Linked DNA regions of Homo sapiens: region 1 is linked to region 2. A link is a loop called in an ENCODE intact Hi-C map of the cell type or tissue named here. Cell type or tissue: mammary epithelial cell. All regions are shown on one strand. Each heading gives the region's core, and the rest is flanking DNA. Links, peaks and the distances in the headings are about the cores only.

Region 1 (10,399 bases), core at 1,134-9,133, 76 kb after region 2:
TTCTGGGCTTTCTGTATCCTCAGCTTGAAAAAGAAGACCAGGTACTCTTTGGGGCTCTCCAAGCTCTAATCTTATGATCATAGTATCTGATGGGGTGATATCCACTATCAACATCAACTTGAATGAGTCTTTTCTCCACCTAAGAAAAAGCAAACTAAAGAGAGCTTGAAAACTGCATATAATAAGTATCACAAAATTCACAGGTTGAAATTGCAGGGTCCAACATTGTTAGGTAGATGATAGGGGAAGTCCATGATTTAGAAGTAGAAGCAAGAGATCAGTCTATGCTGCTCCCCAGGCACTCATCCATCCACCTAGAGACATTGCAATGATCATATACCTAGGCAGCCCAATGCTTCAGTTTCCTCCTCAGTTCCTGCTTATGTAGAAACGAAGGCTTTGAAGTTATCGTGATGTTTAATTTTATTTGTTTTGTTTTATTTTGGCCTAGGATCTCAGGGCTTCAGAGGCAAATAATTTTATATGCTCAGGCCAAAACTGGAGAGTGTCACTGTTTCCCTTCCTTTTCTATGAAATTTCCTGTCCTAGATTTTTAACTCTTTATCCTTTTCTCCCTTTGTATGTCTCAAGTTACACATTTTGGTCTGGCTGTGGCCTTCCACCTGCCTCTATAGCTTTTAAGAGTGGCCCCACATGTTCTGTCCCAGATTCATTACTGAAGGGACTCTATGGCAGGAAGGCACGTGGCCTAAGGTATTCCTTAGTGCTAAATTTAACTTTATGTTTGCTATCTCCGTAAGCCATTTCCCTTCTCTGTTTGTGCCTGCGTTTTTCTCATATGAAGTGGAGATAATAACACTTACCTTCTGCAGCCCATCAGGGTGTTATGAGGATTAATTAAAGTTCTTTGTAGGTGACAAATCCCGAGCATAGTTATTATTAGCTAAGCAAACTGCCTATTTTAATACTAAGGGTCTTGAGGAAGGTCAGATGAGCTCCTTTAAGCACAACCCTCACTCCCATTTTTCCCATATTACTTTTTGCCAGCTCCAGCATGCAGAGAACCTGAGGGTGTTCTTTGGAAAATGTGCTTTTTCAATAGGATTAAACTGCATAAATAATTGAAAAGTGGCAATATGCCTGAAGAGTGGAGAGCACGTTCTCATTACTTTCTGCCTTCCCAGCCACATCCCTGGAACCCTAAGAACCCTCTAGTTTCCTAAGGCGAACTGCAGAGTCTGGTGTTAATTAATTCTTGGCATATACATACCATTGTGTTCACTTCAAAATATTTTACAAAGCATACATTTTTTAAAAACCCATAAATTTGGCTCATTGATTCTCACTTCCATGATGGAAAAACTGAGGTATAATATATGAACCTATTTCCCTAAAGACACAGAGGGAAAACGAAGACTCATGGATTATTAGGTTCAAAGGTCCAAATAATTTAAATAATAGCATTTTAAAATTTATAGTTGCCCATCTCTGGCCTTAGTTCTACTCTTTAGAGTAGCACCAGTTTGCTGGCTTTTCAGCTCTGGAAGTAATGAAAACCTAAAAGGCGGCTGTCAGGCTTCTGGCTGTTCCTCATAATGGTATGTCTTCTCATTATCAGATAGAACATCCCTCTTTCATGTGTCCATTCTATTTACTCTTCTATAAAATCTCACTTCTTCTCTCTGAGTCTTCTTAAAGTGTGATGCTCACAATATGTACCGAGTACTCTAGATACAGTCAGACCAGCATGGAGCAAAATGAGATTTTACCTCCCTTGTTCTAGACTCTGTTCTATCTTACATAGATGACACATCATACTGATGACTCCTATTACATTTAACATCAGCTAACATTGCCACATCATTTTCACCTCCTGCTAGCCAAGGATTTTTTTTCTTTATCTTTTACTGATTCAATTGATTTTTGACCTATATGCAAGACTTCACATTTATAGATAATTATTTAGCATTCTAGTCTTCACTTGTTTTTCTCAGCTTGATTAAATCGTTATCAACTCTGACTTTCATGCAGCCTGTGAGCTCACTCTTTCTACCAGCAGTGCTAATGATGATCCCTTTATTTCCTTTATTGCCTTTGCAGATTTTCTGGTCTGCAAAGGAAGATGACTTAGGAAAAATAAAAGCAAGACAGAAGCAGAAGGAATGGAAGTTAATAAGTGAATAAAATGTAGAGAGGATAGTGATAGTGGAGAGAAAGACAATTTAAAATTTTCTAATTTCCTAACATACCTTTCTAAAGATGTGAACATTGCAAAAGAGGAAGAATTTCCTTTTTCCCAGAACACACAGTAGGAGCATGACTAAGATGAGATGAAATGTGCAAATTTTGAATTTTGTAGACATTTTCTCTAACTTGTTATAACTTCATTTTCCCTGTGCCATTTCACCTTCATGTTGCTCATCAGGATTACTGAAAGGGCCTCAGTAACTTGGAGCAAAAAGTTTCTTAATGGATCCTATAGGAGAATCATACTTCCTTTTTTATTCCTGGGAGTTCTTATCGATGCAGATGCTTTTCTATTATTTTCTGTGGATCTGAATGGCAGTGTCACCTACTCTCAGGCTATTAGTTTCCTGACTACTGAGCTTTCTTTGGCTGTTATAAGTTCACCCCTCTATCCTCTTTTGGAAATGAAGGGATTGTCTACAGGGATTGTCTTTCATCTCCATTTTTATTAAAAAAAATTTAATGCATTGCCATTTTACCCTCTTGCCTGCAATGATTGCAGAAAGAACCAAACAGCAGCCAAGAAGAGTCCTAAGTACTCCTTAGAGAAATAAGTGAAGTCATAATTGAAAAATCTGCAACCAACAATTATTATCTAGGTTACAGTCTTTTTGAGTGTACCTTCATGCCAGAGTGGGGCGGTATAAATAGACACATGTTCTGGGACAAGGAAGAAAGAAGCTGAGACACAGAAGACAAAGTAGAAGGTAAAGAGTTTCTTGTAAAAAGCCAAATCTTTAAAAAATTAAAGCTGTAACAGCACACAGATTGCCTTTTGAATTATACAAGTGAGATTCTCATCTCTGAAATCCAGTTTAGGTCAATGGCCTGAGGAGAGTCTTGGCTTCATCCTTCCACAAATGTATAAATTAGATTTGAATGGTGCTTGCCGGAGGCTCTCCACCCTTCTTGCAGAAAAGGCATCATGCCATTTTTTTCCTTAAATAAACAATAATAATTTAGCAATATAATTTAAAATCTATTAGCAATAATAATTGACAGTAAAATAATGTAAGTCATATTAAAATAATTTAAACCAGTAAAATAGGAATACCGATCATTTACTGCTTTCCTTCTTATTTGATTGTGGATTCAGAGAAAATGGTGCCAGTAATGTAGGTTTCCATGAGAACAATATGCCAGTCAGGGGAGATGAATTAACTGGGCAGATTTCACTGCTACCCCCACTCCCTACTCCTTTCTCCTCATACCCATCTCTGTGGTGCACAAATGCTGACCTTGCCACTAAATATCTAACAGTTGTTAATCCCTGCTGTCTTTAACCTCTAAGTGACACTTCCATTTCCTACTCAGATGCCCAAGGAGCATTGTTTTGGCAGTGAAACCTGGTTAGAAATATGTAGCCAGGCATGGGGAGGTGGGGATGGGGACAGACAGTTCTGTCTCCGGTGCATCCCCTGGTTTTATAGCTTGTTTGTAAGCCTGGCACTGCTGCCTGGGAAGCAGAGTTTTCATCAAAGTTTAGGGATACAAGGTCCTCACTTTTTCTCCTGAGGAGGTTTCTTTTTTCCTACCTTAGGGATTTTCAGAAGGCTAATTTAAACCCTAGAAGAAAAAAAAGTAAGCTAGAGATCTAGAGATTGCAGGAAGTAAAAAGAAAACATTAGTGGGATAGAGAACAAAGAATTTCATAGTAAAAGGACAGCCTATAAAGTGATGAGCCTGGCTTTCTTGCTTGGATTATGGAAAACTGTCTTATTATTCACCCGGTACCATGTGTTCCTGTGTGTCTATCCATGGGTGTCTGTATGTGCACACAAATAAGTTAGTGTGAGAACAAGAGAAAATATGAGAGACAGAATTAACTAGGGATGGCAGGCTTCTTTTTAAGCTCTAATCTTTACATGAAAAAATATGTAAATCCTTGGCACAGTTCCTACCCATGATCACTCTCCTTTGAATTGGCAGAAGACTTCCCCATCTCCGTACGATGCACTAGGTTGCCTCTTCAGAGGGTGACAGCCAATATTATCTTAGAGTACTTGGTAGTGTCATAGAAAACCCTAAGGGCCTTCATGGTAAAAACAAAACCAAACAAAATACACACACACACACACACACACATACACACACAAACAAACAATAAAAAACAAAAAAAAAAGAGAAGAAATTAAAAAGTAAAAACAAAAGTTCTCGCAAAGGCTTACAGACACTATTAAAATCTCTTCATTGTCATTTTTTAATTGATATAATCTTACCACATAAAAACATGGATAGGTCTTAATCTTCTTCTTAAATAGGATTTCCTGGTTATAAAGGGGTTACTTAAGTCAATGTGACACTGGAGAAAGCTGGAGGGAAAATACCATAGGGCTCTTGGTGAAGAGGTGTGAAGTACTGTTGTGCAGCACCACTACTGACTTCTGTAGAGATGGGACCATATTCGAGAGGCCAAAAAAGAGACCCAGAGCCAGTGAACAAGACAAAGGTTTATTGAGGTGACTTACATATAAGGCAATCCACTGGCAGTGGGCTGGATAGGAAAACCACAATCCCTTATAAAAAACATAGAACTAGAAATACCATTTGACCGAGCCATCCCATTACTGGGTATATACCCAAAGATTTGTAAATCATACTACTATAAAGACACATGCACACGTATGTTTATTGCAGCACTATTCACAATAGCAAAGACTTGGAACCAACACAAATGTCCATCAATGATAGACTGGATAAAGAAAATGTGGCACATATACACCATGGAATAATATGCAGCCACAAAAAAAAGGATGAGTTCATGTCCTTTGCAGGGACATGGATGAAGCTGGAAACCATCATTCTCAGCAAAATATCACAAGGACAGAAAACTAAACACTGCACGTTCTCACTCATAAGTGGGAGTTAAACAATAAGAACACATGGACACAGGGAGGGGAACATCACACACCACACTGGGGCCTGCTGGGGGGTTGGGGGCTGGAGGAGGGATAGCATTAGGAGAAATACCTAATGTAAAAGATGAGTTGATGGGTGCAGCAAAACAACATGGCATATGTACACCTATGTAGCAAACCTGCATGTTGTGCACATGTACCCTAGAACTTAAAGTATAATAATAATAAAAAAATAAAAACATATTTAAACAATAAAGTATTAATATCATTTAAAAAATTCAGTTATATAGCATTTTCACTTAGCACCCTCCCCCTAGCAACCTCCACCTGGCAACCATCCCAAAACAAAGGGACTCCAACCCGTGTGGCTTACATTCCATGGGATGGGCTGGGCATTCAGATGTTTCTCATAGATAAGGAATGAATCTTCAGGCTGGCCACCCCTAGATTCCTTAGCTAGGAACCAACAACACGCTCTTCTTAGATTGTAGGGTCATTCTCAGGTTATGCTTAAGATATTGCTGTCAGGTATGTCTGCCATACAAGTACCCCCATGGCCTCCAAGTAATAAGTGGGAAAGACTTTGGCCAGGAGAGATTGTTTCAAGTGATTGGGTTGTTTTGTAGATGGTAATGAAAATTTTTAATCATTGTTAATGGATCTCCTTTGTTTTCATGAGCCAGTGAATCCTAATGAATTTTAGTCATTATTAACACATTTTGTGGTATGACTATGAATAATTTACAGAAGAAATAATCTTTGATAATCTTTAATATCTTGAAGACAACAAAAAGGATTTAAAAATCATCACAGAAATTCCCGAGCATTCATCTCCACAAGTCCCCAGATTGGGTTATGTTTTGGTACATGGTGCTGTTGAGTACATAGTTTCACCCAGAATTTTGTTTGCTTGTTTTTGAGACAGAGTCTCGTTCTGTTGCCCATGCTGGAGTGCAATGGCACAATCTCAGCTCACTGCAACCGGCATGATCTTGGTTCACTGCAACCTCTACCTCTCAGGTTCAAGCGATTCTCCTGCCTCAGCCTCCCAAGTAGCTGTGATTACAGGCACGTGCTACTACGCCTGGAAAATTTTTGTATTTTTAGTAAAGACGGGGTTTTGTCATGTTGGCCAGGCTGGTCTCAAACTCCTGACCTTGGGTGATCCACCTGCCTCTGCCTCCCAAAGTGCTGAGATTACAGGCATGCAGCCCAGCCAGTTCCACCCAGAATTTTAAAGCAGTAAGTTAAAACGCTCTCTTCCTTCTACCTCTCTACTTTCATCAAGATCAAACTGAGTCTCAGACATGATTAAACATTATCTTTGCGGTCCACTCTTTGGCTACATGTCTTGGCTTTGATTTTAACTTCGCATGATTGGTTATAATTAAGGTTTTTCTATTCTCAGTTTCCAAAGTTGAAAACTGAGAGACAATGTTGGTCTATACTTACATACATAAGGCAGAAAAAAATAATTGTCTAGAGAAGCTACAATAACAAGCTAATTCCCCAACTTTAACTTAGGCCATCTCTCCAGCTCAACTGCCTTTCTAAATAAATCAAATCCAATTTGACAATGACATTAGCAAAGCTTGAACTTTCTTTCTTTGTCAGTAGCAGTGGTTGTACTCGGGAGCGGGATATAATCTTTATTAACTTGGGTTTTCCAGAAAAATAAGTCTGTATGACATCAAGAAAGGTGAACAGGAATGTCCATGCTAATAATCTTGCATGCCAGAGGACCAACCACATCAATCATGGTACCTTATAAGACAGGGTGATTAATGTCCCCGAATCCTTTTAAGAAGAAAAGCCTTCTTGGAAAGGCAGTCCTCATAATTTACATCTAGACTGTAGAAAATCACATGCATAACTTGATGCACAAGAGGATTTGACAAAAATCTGAAGAGCCAGGACTGGATGTTTAGACACCTTGGCCTTCTTTTCAAACTTCAAGGCAATTTTCAGTGGACCTGTAAAAACCATTTTCTTTCCCTGAAGGGGTTCATCCAGGAAATTGAAAGAATTAAAATGAGTGCTCTGGACAAATAAATCAATCTTATTAACGAATTCCATGGGCTTTTCTCATCCTAGTGAATTGCCAACAAATAAATAGTTACCCAAGGATTTCTGTTGGCAGCCATTATTTCAGGGGGTATAATAATCAATAGTTCTTTAATGAGTAAGATCTTAGGTAATTTCTCTAGTAATTCTTTAAACGTATACCTTAATAAACATTATTCCATGCCCATAAAATGCTCTATTTTTTTAGCTCCTGCCCTGGTACTGATTTATCTGACGAATTATTATTTAAAAATAAAATGATTTACTCATTATCTCTTCTGCAAAGCTTCTCTGACACCTTCCGTTTTCTCAATAGACATTCTTCTCTCCTACCTATTTCCTCTTCACATTGTTTTATTTACTACATTGCCTTGTGATTTCATCTGGTCATTTAGTTATTCATTCCATAAATACGTATTGAGTACTTACTGTCTACTGGGTACTGTTCCACTCAATGAGATGAAACAGCATCTGAGATAGGTAGGTCTGAGAACTCAGGAGTTTTCTTTCTAAGAGAAGAAAGAGATTACTTTACATGATTTTCTTTATCTGAATCTGTTTACACAGTGACTTTACATAAATGGTGCACAGTACATATTGGTGGGGCTGAGTTTAATGATCTGTGTAATGTTATGTCACCTGGATGACCTGAATGCTTACTTTTGAGGCTCCGCCCTGCTAATATACAGTCAGTCTTCTATAGATGTCTCATCTGTGCTCTGAAGTCCTATCTGTCTAGGCTAAGACCCGGTTTTCCATTCTGTTCTGAGTATGAATCATGAATCTTTTCTTGAGTGTCTGCTTCATTTGTCACCATGCTCAGAACTATTCTCCGGAGACTTTCTTGGCCAGGGCCCACGTTTCTTCCGTTGCCTACTACAGCCCACTGTTTTCTGTTTGGCATAAGCTGCTGTTGTCATGTTGCCACCAACTTCTAAGCTTTTAATCTCTCCAGGGACCTCTGTCTATCTTGGTACTAATATCTCGCAGGCTGTAACCACAGCTTTCTTGAGGCTACTAAGTACACAATGGGAATGGCCTGACTTAGACAGCATTCTCTGGTGAACCTCTGTCCTCACTACGGTGGTTTGATGGCCATCAGGCAGAGTGTTGTAGGGCTGTCCCAGGGCTCCCACTGCTGCCAATTCAGGCTACTGTTGCTCTTCCCACCCCTGACCCTCAATTTAGAAGCCAACTTTCTTTCCTCTATTTTGCCTTTAGAGAGAGACACTTCAGTAGATTTGCTTGGGCCCTGAGATTTACACTTATCAGGTACAAAGCTGTTCATTCCCTAAGGCACACACAGAACACAAGGAGGGCTGAGTCTGGGTGGAATTTAACAAAAGTCACCACATTGTGATTTGAAACATTTCACTATTTTATTCTTCTGCCTGGCTTTCAAGTCCATCTATTTTGCCTGACTCATTTCTCCATAATAGATTTCCTCACAGAGGCCCTGAATTCCCAATAGGGGCCCAAAATTTTCTCAAGCCTACACTTGAGCCCTAAGTGCATGCATGGTTCAGAATGTCCTCGTCAGGACATTGCTATCCTAGCTTCCATGGGAGTCAAACGATGCATAAAAACAATGCTGAGGACTAGCAAAAAAACACGTCATTTACTTTCACATGGTAACTGCTGCCTACCTGGGAGCCCCACTGCACATTTTACATGAGGAAGATAAATTAGGTTTCATACAAAGTTACAATTCTTCCTCAGAAATTATTCACAACATAGATTTTGTAGTTATTCTTAGTTTACCAGCCTTTTGATCCACATCATCTTTTATTCTTACCAGAACACATCTTTGAAATATGTATCAGTTGCCTCATTTTTATTTTGAGTTACTGAAATTTAGATTATTTAAGTGAAAGTAGCAAACAATGCTGAAATTCTGACTCAAAACCCAGTGGTGTGCCGCTATTCCATAGTACTAGTTTATACCTTTAGCCTATAATGTATATATTAGGGATTATACCCACTGCCTCTACCTAAATTAAAGGGACCCAGAGGAGCTGAGAAAGATATAATTTGATTTTGTGAGTCTCCTAGGTCTCTAGGTTAGCAAAGCAATCTTTGCTTCTGCAGAAAAATAAAAGCCTTAAGAAATTACCTTTATTTCTTTTTTTTTTTTTACTATATCCAGTTCAGTAAAAACAAAAACAGAAAACAGTTAAAACCATAGAGGGATTAAAAATGAAAGTCCCGTCTCCATCTTTCTGAGTGTGACTGGGCTAAATACGTACCAGAGACCAACGAGAGGAAGATCGAAAACATGAACGCAAGGGAAAAATCTAAGAGTGTGCTAGTTTTAGAGGGAAATTTTTTTCAAGAACACTCCATTGGACATATTGCTCTCCATACCTATCATATGTTGTAGGAACATACCCATTGTCGATCTTGTTTGTTGTCACCAAGTAAGGATGGGAAACTACTCAAGAAAATGTAAGTGCCTTCATCTGCCCACTACCTTAGTTTGTAGACATAGCCCATTCCCCGCAGATAGGTACAATTTGCTGTCAACACATTAAGGAATAATGCATAGCCTTAGGCTACCTGACTACGCATACACAAATAGAAATATAAGATCAATAGTCGGACCCCTTGAGTATGACCTCTCTTACCTGATAAAATAGTCAGTTTAAAAGTGGATAAATAGAAGTGGAATGAGAGACTATGGATGTTCAGAATGTGGGTTATCAGACATCCCCTTTATCAGTAAGAAAGGTTGGGTTTTCCTGTTTGGTGGATTGGCTGCCACAAATCTACCCCTTCCTACATCTTCAGTGTGGAAGAAGCTGAAAAACACAGTCTTGTCCACTCTCTCACTATCCGTCTCAGTGCCTCTCTGGAGACTTCATACATCTTGATGGGTTAAGTCCTGACTATGCCACAGAAGGAGGAATGAGTATTTTCAAAGCTTTGAAGCTCCAGATCAAATCCACAGAGCTGGACAACATCAGGCGATTTGATCTCTATAGCCCTACAGGGAATATAATGGGATTTCGTTTCTTTAAAGATGGTAGTGTGTTTTTCTCTCATTAAAGTGTCTGCTTTTTTCATTTTATTGACAGTTCTGAGTTTGTTTTTTCCTTTGGGGAGGAACTACAGGTTTGAATGCCCCTTATTATATAGCTTTATACTTCTTTGAACTCCTTTTAAAGTATTTGCTTATTTTTAGAATTGAATTAACTACCCTGTGCCTTAACATAATATGAATCCATAACTGTCAGAGGCCCAGAGGGATGTCCTTACAGCACATGGGTTAC
Region 2 (10,399 bases), core at 1,014-9,013:
CATGTCTCATTCTTAGGATGCTTTAAAATCCAGATGAGGCATTTGGATACACTTCAAGGAAGAAGCATGATTAAGTAAACGTTGTTTCTAAACATGAAACAAATGATCTGGACGGTGTTCTGAGAAGAGATTATTCATCGGTGAAGGGTGGCTCAGTGGAGGAGGTTGTGGGAATTGGAAGTGAGACCCATAAATCCAGTAATGAGTCAACAGAGACTTTCACATTTTACAGTGGGAGAGGAGGTAGAGATCGGTGCAGATCAAGTGCTTCATTTTGATTTACCCATTCCTCTGATTGTTAGGAGACACAGGTCTTCTCTGTTACACCTGCCCTTTCAACAAATCCCCAACCAGAAAAGAACATCAGAGTAAACTATATCCTTTCACAAAATGCTTGTTCAATTGCCTTGCCCATATGCTTTAATCTGCAGATAACAGGTGAAGTGAGCAGAAAGTGAAATGTAATGATTTTGTCCTATTACAGTCATCTTCCCCCAGAGGCACAATGACCAAAAAAGAGGAACGCAGGGTGGGAAACTATGAAAGGGATACAAAAAGATTTGCATCATGTTAGAATACACCACGGGCAGCACTGACTTCGGGGCTTGCCCAGAGAGACCATGCAAAACTTGACTTAGAAGAAAGGGAGAAGAACAGAGGTCAAATACGGGAGCAGTAGGAGCTTCAGGGAAGGGTGGACAACTGGTGTGGCAACGCAGACCAAGTGCACCGGCATGTGCTGGTTTATGACTTCAGAAGTTCCTAGCAGATACCACAAGTGTGTCTGACATGGAGTAGATTCATTTCAGGACTCTTACACAATAAAAAAGAAGTAGAAAAGATCTTGAGACAGCTACCAGGAAGGAATCAGGCAGCAGGCCTCTCCTAGTTTCCTGGGATGCAATTCTGGTCTTAACCCAGTCATAGAAGGCAAAGACATTCAAGAGGGAGAAATAAAAATGTCCTGGATACTCCAGAGACACACACTGACAAAAGGCAAGGTCATCAGCCTGAGATTCCCAGGACAGAAGCAGGAGGCAGTGGCAGATCAGAGTCCAGGTGGCGGAGGTCTTAAGAAAAGCGCAGGTTTCAAACAGATGTGGTCTGAAACTAGGTGGAGGTTGGCTGTGGTGTGAGGTAGCCTAACATCTCAAAAAAAGATTACGATCTCCTGGAAGATAGAGTGACTGCCTGATTTAGTTAAGTTTTTAAAATATACATATATACATACTTTAAGTTCTGGGGTACATGTGCAGAATGTGCAGTTTTATTACATAGATCACACACCATGGTGGTTTGCTGCACCTGCCAACCTGTCACCTACATTAGGTGACCTACGTTACACACGCCATGGTGGTTTGCTGCACCCATCAACCCGCCACCTACATTAGGCATTTCTCCTAATGCTATCCCTCCCCTAGTCCCCCACCCCACAACAGGCCCCAGTGTGTGATGTTCCCCTTCCTGTGTCCTTGTGTTCTCATTGTTCAACTTCCACTTATGAGTGAGAACATGCAGTGTTTGGTTTTCTGTTCTTGTGTTAGTTTGCTGAGAATGATGGTTTCCAGCTTCATCCATGTCCCTGCAAAGGACATGAACTCATCCTTTTTTATGGCTGCATAGTATTCCATGGTGTATATGTGCCACATTTTCTTTATCCAGTCTATCTTTGATGGACATTTGGGTTGGTTCCAAGTCTTGGCTATTGTGAATAGAGTCACAATGAACATGTGTGCATGTGTCTTTATAGTAGAATGATTTATAGTCCTTTGGATATATACCCAGTAAAGGGATTGCCATTCTAACTTTCATGAGATGGTATCTATTGTGGTTTTGATTTGCATTTCTGTAATGATCAGTGATGATGTGCTTTTTTTTATATGTTTGTTGGCTGCATAAATGTCTTCTTTTGAGAAGTGTCTGTTCATATCCTTTGCCCACTTTTTGATGGGGTTGTTTTTTGTTTTTCTTGTAAATTTGTTTAAGTTCTTTGCAGATTCTGGATATTAGCCCTTTGTCAGATGGGTAGATTGCACCCATCCAGCAGGCAAATGGATACAGCAGTCAGGACACCATTACTTTTCAGCCCTCACTGGTGGAAATATCAGCAGTCCCGAAAATCTGGGCACCTGTGCTGATGGCAGAGGATGTAGTTTTGAGTGTGCACAAAGCCACAGTTGCACGTGCCTCTTGTTGTTTACCAGGAAGAAGGAAGAGAGGTAGGGGAAGAAAATAACTGCAGAATACAAAGCAAAGGGATATGACCCTAAGTCTAACTAAAACAGAAAAAAGGGGGAGAAAGGAGAGAAAGGAAAGCGCGAGGAGCCGCCGCCACCACCAGCGCAGCAGTCCTGGAGCTGTGAGGAGATTCGGGCCGTCACCCTGCCTCCCCTGCGTCCCGCCACCGGCCGCTTCTGTCCTCGGACCCATTCCAACAATCTCGTAAAACATGGTGGATTACTATGAAGTTCTAGGCGTGCAGAGACATGCCTCACCCGAGGATATTAAAAAGGCATATCGGAAACTGGCACTGAAGTGGCATCCAGATAAAAATCCTGAGAATAAAGAAGAAGCAGAGAGAAAATTCAAGCAAGTAGCGGAGGCATATGAAGTGCTGTCGGATGCTAAGAAACAGGACATCTATGACAAATATGGCAAAGAAGGATTAAATGGTGGAGGAGGAGGTGGAAGTCATTTTGACAGTCCATTTGAATTTGGCTTCACATTCCGTAACCCAGATGATGTCTTCAGGGAATTTTTTGGTGGAAGGGACCCATTTTCATTTGACTTCTTTGAAGACCCTTTTGAGGACTTCTTTGGGAATCGAAGGGGTCCCCGAGGAAGCAGAAGCCGAGGGACGGGGTCGTTTTTCTCCGTGTTCAGTGGATTTCCGTCTTTTAGAAGTGGATTTTCTTCTTTTGATACAGGATTTACTTCATTTGGGTCACTAGGTCACGGGGGCCTCACTTCATTCTCTTCCACGTCATTTGGTGGTAGTGGCATGGGCAACTTCAAATAGATATCAACTTCAACTAAAATGGTTAATGGCAGAAAAATCACTACAAAGAGAATTGTCGAGAACGGTCAAGAAAGAGTAGAAGTTGAAGAAGATGGCCAGTTAAAGTCCTTAACAATAAATGGTAAGGAGCAGGTGCTGCGCTTGGATAACAAGTAATTCAACGCACGCACTTAACAGAAATGTTAAACTATAACAAGCACCATTTGAGGATTAACAGGAACATTTTTTTGAAGATTTCAAACGAACTCGACTTTCAGTATAATTGTACCTAAAGTATTTATAAACAGCTCATCGGAGCCTCTATTTGTCATAGACTTTTGAGTTGATTGTTGGGACCACATAATAGGACCATTTTTTTTTTGTCTTTAAAATTGTTGTAAATCTCTGTATGCACTTTGCTTTTTTATTAAACGTACTCCAAGGTGAGTCTTGACTCTTTAGTGTAGGACAAGATTGTACACTAACACCAGCATGGACCTGCTTTTCATTGTGTCTGAAATGTGAGCCACGTAGTGTCGGCCTGCTGTGAAGTTAACATTGCCAGGACGATTCTTCTACAGAAATAATTTCAAATTTTTTCAGCATTTAGTAGTGAAAGATATTAATACATTAATGGTAATACATTTCTGGTTTAATATAAATTAAGGATGTTTTCTAGTTGTGCATGAATGCTGGCAACTTAGTAAGTTTTGACAATTGTTTAAATATGTAATGTTAAGCTTAGGTTTAAAAAAGTAAAGCTGGTAAACTGGGTCTTTGTCATTTGCTTTAAAAAAAAAAAAAAGAAAATAAATGCGAATGTGTTGGTGCATTCAAAAAAAAAAAAAAAAAAAAACAGAAAAAGGTCCTAGGAGAAAAGGAATTAGTTTCAGAGACTGAGTTACCAAGCATAAAGCATCTTTCTTGCTAGTGTGTCAGAGCAAAATCCTTCTGAAAATGAAGTTCTGCACCCTAGCTGAATCTGCATCTTCCCCTCCACCAAACTGGGTCGTCTCCCAGACCAGCAGTATCAGCAATAACTGAGAACTTGTAAGACGTGCGTGTTCTCAGCCTCCATCCCAGACCTACTGAATCAGAAACTCTGCAAGTGAGGCTAAAGCATCTTTATTTTAACAAGTCTTCCAGATGATGATGATGATGCACTGTGAATTTTGAGAACCACTGGTCCAATTTGTGACTGAAGCAAGTGATTTTCCTTAAACTCCTCCCATTCTGATCCATTAAAGGTCTTCAACAGGGAACCATAGTGTAGACTTGTGTTAGGACCACTCGCTTGTTTCTTGGAGAAAAGACCTTTGTAACTGGTGGACAAAATCCTGGGGATGATTCGGAATGTTACTTCATAATGAATTAGTTCAAACTACTTTAAAAATATAATTTCCAAAATGTTAAAATCATGACTCATACAAACATAAAATTTGTACAGTCAAAGATTCTAATCAATCCATTAATGAATGTGGAAACCAGTAATGATGGTAAAACGAGATATTTATAGGCACTTAAAAATAAAAGAGAGACGTTAGAATAATACTTGAACCAAATCTGTTAGTGCCCCATGGGGCAATAAAACCATAACTTTGAAGATTATCTTTTTTATGGGACATAAAATTATTTGCATCTCTATGAAACACAAATCTACAAGTTAACACCTAACTTTGTAGAGTTCGGGGATGTAAGTAAACAAAGTCAAACAATGCTACAATTTCCTAGAAAATTAAATATTTCTTGGGTGGCACGGTTAAATCATGCTCCAGAATGACATTGAAAGGACAGGCAATCATCCTCACAGCACTTTCTGTAGGCGTTGGACAGTTTTTTTCTTAACATGACAGATCTAGTCTCCAGGTTCTAATTCTTGGTAGATGTTTCATCCCACCACACCCTCAGGTGGAGATGCCCCTAAGTCAGAGGCAAGGAATGCTCCAAACCCTCCTGAAATGGAGCCAGATGAAATTCCAAAGAAAGAAGTGCTAAACATCAGGCTCATCAGTCCAAAGCGTTGATGAGAGGAACCCACTACAGGGTGCTGCAGTGTACCCCTGTGATAGACAGCAAGAGAAAAGTGATGTCCTACCTAGCAATGTCTCCGTAATGGAGTGTACATGAGGGCTTGAGGAACTTGGCCCAGGGCCACGGCCAGTGTCTTTCAGTGTTTTGAGCAACAACCTAGATATTGTTATCAGCACTTGACAATGCTCAAGCCCCTGGGTTGGGTTCAAACCTGCTCGGAAAAACCTGCAGCGGACTGGCACACAGAACACTCAAGGCACTCTTGTTTCAGTCAGCACACAGAAAGAAAGCAGGGGCAGAGGGCCTGGGGGGTCCTGCAGTGGTACTGGGTAAAGCTCCTTGTTCCTCATTAATCTGCAACACTGCATGGAGGTTGCTGACTGGCTGATCATGGGGGTTCCCTTCTCTTTGCACTCTCATTCTGTGCTGGGTATGTGGCAGCTGCTGCTCCACCTTGTTGCTATGATCCATGACTTGTGCAGTCTCCTGAGCTCTCTGAAACCTCTTTAACCAGCTTTTTGTGAAGCCATTTCATTCTCCCAAAAGCCATCTGTAGACACCATTAACAAGTGCTGGTTCAAATACAGAAAAAAGCACACAGGGATCACTAGGTTCTGAATGGCCTCTCCCTAAATGGGACCTTGATCTTTGCTAGGGATTTCTTTCTTTTTCTTTTCATTTTTTTTTTTCTTTTTAGATGGAGTCTCACTCTGTCACCCAGGCTGGAGTGCAGTGGCGCAATATCTGCTCACTGTAAATTCCATCTCCCGGGTTCAAGCGATTCACCTGCTTCAGCCTCCCGAGTAGCTGGGATTACAGGTGCCCACCACCATGCCTGGCTAATTGTTGTATTTTTAGTAGAGATGGGGTTTCACCATGTTGGCCAGGCTGATCTTGAACTCCCGACCTCGTGATCCATCAGCCTTGACCTTCCAAAGTGCTAGGATTACAGGGGTGAGCCACCACGCACAGCCGGGATTTATTTCAAGATGCTGATTATGTCTCAGCTAGGCCAGGGGAACTTAGGTAGGCCATACACATGTGGAGTGACTTTTAAACATCAGGACTAAAGAGGCATAGAGGATGAGGATGTGACTGGGATCCTAATGGGGAAGGAGCTGGTAGATGCAACCAGAAAAAAAGCAGGACCTCAAAGAGAGAGAAGTAGGGCACCTGCTGAACACTTAATCACATGTAATTTCTCCTAGCAGAAAAGCCAAGAAATGCCCAGACCTGGCTGTCATCTTCCGTCTCCAACCTCCCCACTGTCTCTCTATAGAAGGAGTTCTCCACTTAGAACCTATGAACTCTCCAAAAGATCTGAGGATAGAATCCAGGGAGTCCATGAACATGGATGGAGAAAATGTTGAATTTTTATTTTCACTAAATTCTTATGGGAATTTAAAGTTTCTTTTAATTATTAATGAAGGCAACAAATTACAAAAGTATTATTAGCAGTACTGTGGCTTTGCCATGGATATTTTCATATCAGCACTCTGTCAGTCTGTTTGATTTTTTTAATGTGTTAACAAAGGAGCACACATAAACTATATGACTGGTTTCAAAATAATTTGATAACTACATTTTAATATAAATAGTTTCCTTTGTAATCCTGTGTATTTTATTGTGTGCATTTAAAAACATTGTTCTGAGAACAGATTGATATGCTGTATCAGACTTTTAAAGTGGTTCATGGCACAAAGAAGCTTAATAACCCTTGTATATTGTAACTTCAAACAAAAGAAAACAAAGCAAAAATCAGTTTTGTTTAGTTTATCCGCCAACTTGTTCTGTGTAGGTTTTGTGGTGTTATTTTCATTTGCTTCAACTAAACTAGAAAAATAACATGCTCCTGTTTATTATGTACTTCTGTATATTCTTATTGTGTATTCTATATTATTTTCCTCCTCAGCTAACACACACACACACACACACACACACACACACACACGTCTTTCTTTTTGAAAAGAATTCTCAGTGTTTTAAAGTATCACAGTTAGGCCACAAGGGAAGAGATGTGAATATTTTAGGACTTCTCAACATGAACTTAAGCCACATGTAGAATCCAGGCAACTGGACCTTTTGACCTCACTAAACCCTTTCCAGAGCAAGATGCTTTTATTCTTCTTCAAGCCTCAGATGGCAGATCAGAGGTAAAATAGCCCTTATTTCCAATTATGTGCTTCCACAGTCATTGTCTACAAGGGGAATAAGCGATAATGAAAAGGATGTGATGCTGCCTCATGACCAAACTGGATTTTTTTTCCTCCACTTTTGATTTATATTCAGCATTGGGCAGTCTGCAGAACTTCTTATTAAGGAAACAAAAAAGACGAGGGAATAAGAACAAGTGCTATCCTTCTCTTCTTTACAAATTCGGTAAGAGATGAAAAGCCAGGCAACAAAGGCTTTTACTCAAGCAACCACTTTCAGACTTGGGGTCAGAAGCTGAAAAAGAACATGTGCAGAGGTCAAAGAGATGGATTCAAGTGCCTACTCTGCTACTTACTAATTGTGAGATTAAAGATGTGTTATTTAATCACTCAGATTTTTTTTTTTTTTTTTGAGATGAAGTCTTGCTCTGCCACCCAGGCTGGAGTACAATGGCACAATATCGGCTCACTGCAACCTCCACCTCCGGGGTTCGAGCAGTTCTCCTGCCTCAGCCTCCCGAGTAGCTGGGACTACAGGCATGTGCCACCACACCTGGCTAATTTATTTCGTATTTTAGTAGAGATGGGGTCTCACTCTGTTGCCCAGGCTGGTCTTGATCTCCTGAGCTCAGGCAATCTGCCTGCCTTGGCCTCCCAAATTGTTGGGATTACAGGCGTTGAGCCACTGTGCCCAGCCTCAGATTCTTACAAGGTGTGAATGTGCGTATTCTGTCTAAATTCAAGGATTGCTGCAAATGAAGTGTATTTCCCAAAAGGCCACAGGGCTTCATTAGCAGACCTTAGTTTGCAAGATGGGAAAGATCTTCAGGTAGATGTTTGAGTCTGAGCGCCAGAGGGTAGGTGTAACTGAAGGAATGGGGCATGGAGAAGATAGACTGGAATCTTATCTCCCCATCCTGTTCCCCACCATGAAAACAAATGCCTGAGCTCTCTTGGGAAGAGTTACTACATGCTTGCTGAGAGGGCTCTTTTCTTCGAAAACTCTGTGAGACACAGGACACAGGCATCATGATGTCCAGGTGAAAAAGTATGACAGAGTGGGACAGATGATCCATGTCCTTATTTTTTCAGAGAAAACAGCCTGGCTGTAGAGAAGGGAGGCTAAAAGAATGAAAAGGGATTCTGAAGCACTACCCTGGTTTCTTTGAGAAGAACTGTCAGGACGTGGTGTCCATAGAACCTACATCTCAGGAAGCACTAGAGCCACGGTAGCTGGAAGCGCAGATCACTGCTCTCCCCTGCCTTCATGGACACTGAACACCAGGAAAAATAAGGGGATCCTGTAACCCCAGGTTTTGGCACCATTGCAAACAAGACACCTCTGGGTATTTCCAGAAATGATTGGTATAGAGAAAGAAGAGGAATCTTGATGTACTTAATTATATAGGTAGGGGCAATGAAACGTAGAATTAGGATTATTTGTTTCCACTGGCAGGCAGGAGGGAGGCTGGGAAGTTTGGATTAGACGAAGACAAATTAGAGGTAGCAGGCTGGGAGCCATCTTTGTAAGCTGTAAAGCCTTACAAAAATGTAGACTTTGGGTGTGACTTTCTTTTTCAGCAAATTTCCTGGCACACCCTGCGGACAGGAACGAATGCCTCTTGGTTCCATGGAGGAATAAACAACAAAAGGGCTAATTTTAGGATTGATACAAGTAATTTACATAGAATATTCATGTCAGCTAACTACTGTAACATAAAGCATGTTTTCCACATTTGAGCAACCACAAAATGAGTTTTCGTGTACATCCTGTAAACCTGGGGAAGAGAACCAACAAGGGAGAGCAAAAAAAGAGTAAAAATTGGAAACATTGGCCTGGCCAGCCAGCTAATTTTCCCCTGCGTGGAAATAATACCCACAGGTCCTGTCTCCCACTGCTTTTCACGTTCTGCTTTCAATCATTTAGGATTCCTATTGAAGACCCTTCACTGAATTCACGCTCATATATTTTCTAGTTCTCTCTGTATTTAGAACACAGAAAGACAAAAATAAATGTGGCTTTATGACACTTTTCATTTTTCTGTTAGATTCTTTTTTAAAAAAGATGTGCAAACACTCAATAATTGTTTTATGATCTACTAGTTGAGTATGAAATATATCTGTCAACAAAATATCAAGTGCATTTTATGAACTTTCCCAAGTCAATTTGGTTATGTGCAACTCTTGATTCTTGTAGGGAACGCTAAGAGTTTGAAATAGGTGATGGTTAGCTACTTATCTACTATACAGTCTTACTACCAATTTGCAATAAATTAAAACTTCAGACCAAATTCTCTCCAACACACAAACATGTATAAAGAAAACATCCTGGCTGGGCACGGTGGCTCATGCCTGTAATCCCAGCACTTTGGGAGGCCAAGGAAGGTGGATCACGAGGACAGGAAATGGAGATCATCCTGGCTAACACGGTGAAACCCCATCTCTACTAAAAGTACACAAAATCAGCTGAGCGTGGTGGCACGTGCCTGTAGTCCCAGCTACTCGGGAGGCTGAGGCAGGAGAATCGCTTGAACTCTGGAGGCGGAGGTGGCAGTGAGTTGAGATCCCACCATTGCACTCCAGCCTGGGTGACAGAGCGAGACTCCATCAGAAATAAGAAAGAAAGAAAGAAAGAAAGAGAGAGAGAGAGAGAGAGAGAGAAAGAAAGGAGGGAGGGAGGGAGGGAAGGAAGGAAGGAAGGAAGGAAGGAGGGAAGGAAACATTCATTAGTAAAGAGACACTCATCACGCAACCATGTACAAAAACTCTGGTGGTTTTGGGTGATGCAACCACACTAGTATAAAAAATTTATTCAAGGTAGTCACAATAATTTTCCAAGGGTAAGATTTTCTGATTCTTTTTTTTTTTTTTTTTTTTTTTTTTTTTGAGGCAGAGTCTCTCTCTGTTGCCCAGGCTGGAGTGCAGTGGTGTGATCTCAGCTCACTGCAAGCTCCGCCTCCCGGATTCACGCCATTCTCCTGCCTCAGCCTCCCAAGTAGCTAGGATTTTCTGATTCTTATAGCTGTTATTAGCCAAACAGAAATCCCACAATGTGGCTAGATATAGGATCACTCTAGGAAAAAGTTTCAGGAGCTTCCTAATAATGGTGCAGGTGATAGACTACATCCCAACACTCCATTTATACAAGAATGGATTGTGTCTTTAAAATATTTTAGCCAATTCACATATCATATATAAACATTAAATATGGAAATGT

Evidence for each region. A loop is a pair of places that touch in the nucleus more often than their neighbours do. Peaks named below come from ENCODE experiments on the same cell type or tissue, not always from the same donor. Only the 100,000 strongest peaks of a DNase experiment are listed, where the experiment ranks them.
Region 1: it touches region 2 in a loop (12-fold over the local background); 1 of 110 quality-filtered maps calls a loop at or near these places.

The regions. Positions count from the first base shown.
Region 1 is chr11:127,857,677-127,868,075 of GRCh38, reverse strand. No RefSeq gene overlaps it. Among named protein-coding and RNA genes, the nearest start is that of LINC02725, 230 kb to the left of the region's middle. In mammary epithelial cell, for the core only: no CTCF peak of the experiment used is centred there; a DNase peak (open chromatin) is centred at 5,505; H3K27ac peaks cover 3,365 bases.
Region 2 is chr11:127,933,706-127,944,104 of GRCh38, reverse strand. It overlaps the pseudogene DNAJB6P1. Among named protein-coding and RNA genes, the nearest start is that of LINC02725, 160 kb to the left of the region's middle. In mammary epithelial cell, for the core only: no CTCF peak of the experiment used is centred there; a DNase peak (open chromatin) is centred at 4,894; H3K27ac peaks cover 1,610 bases.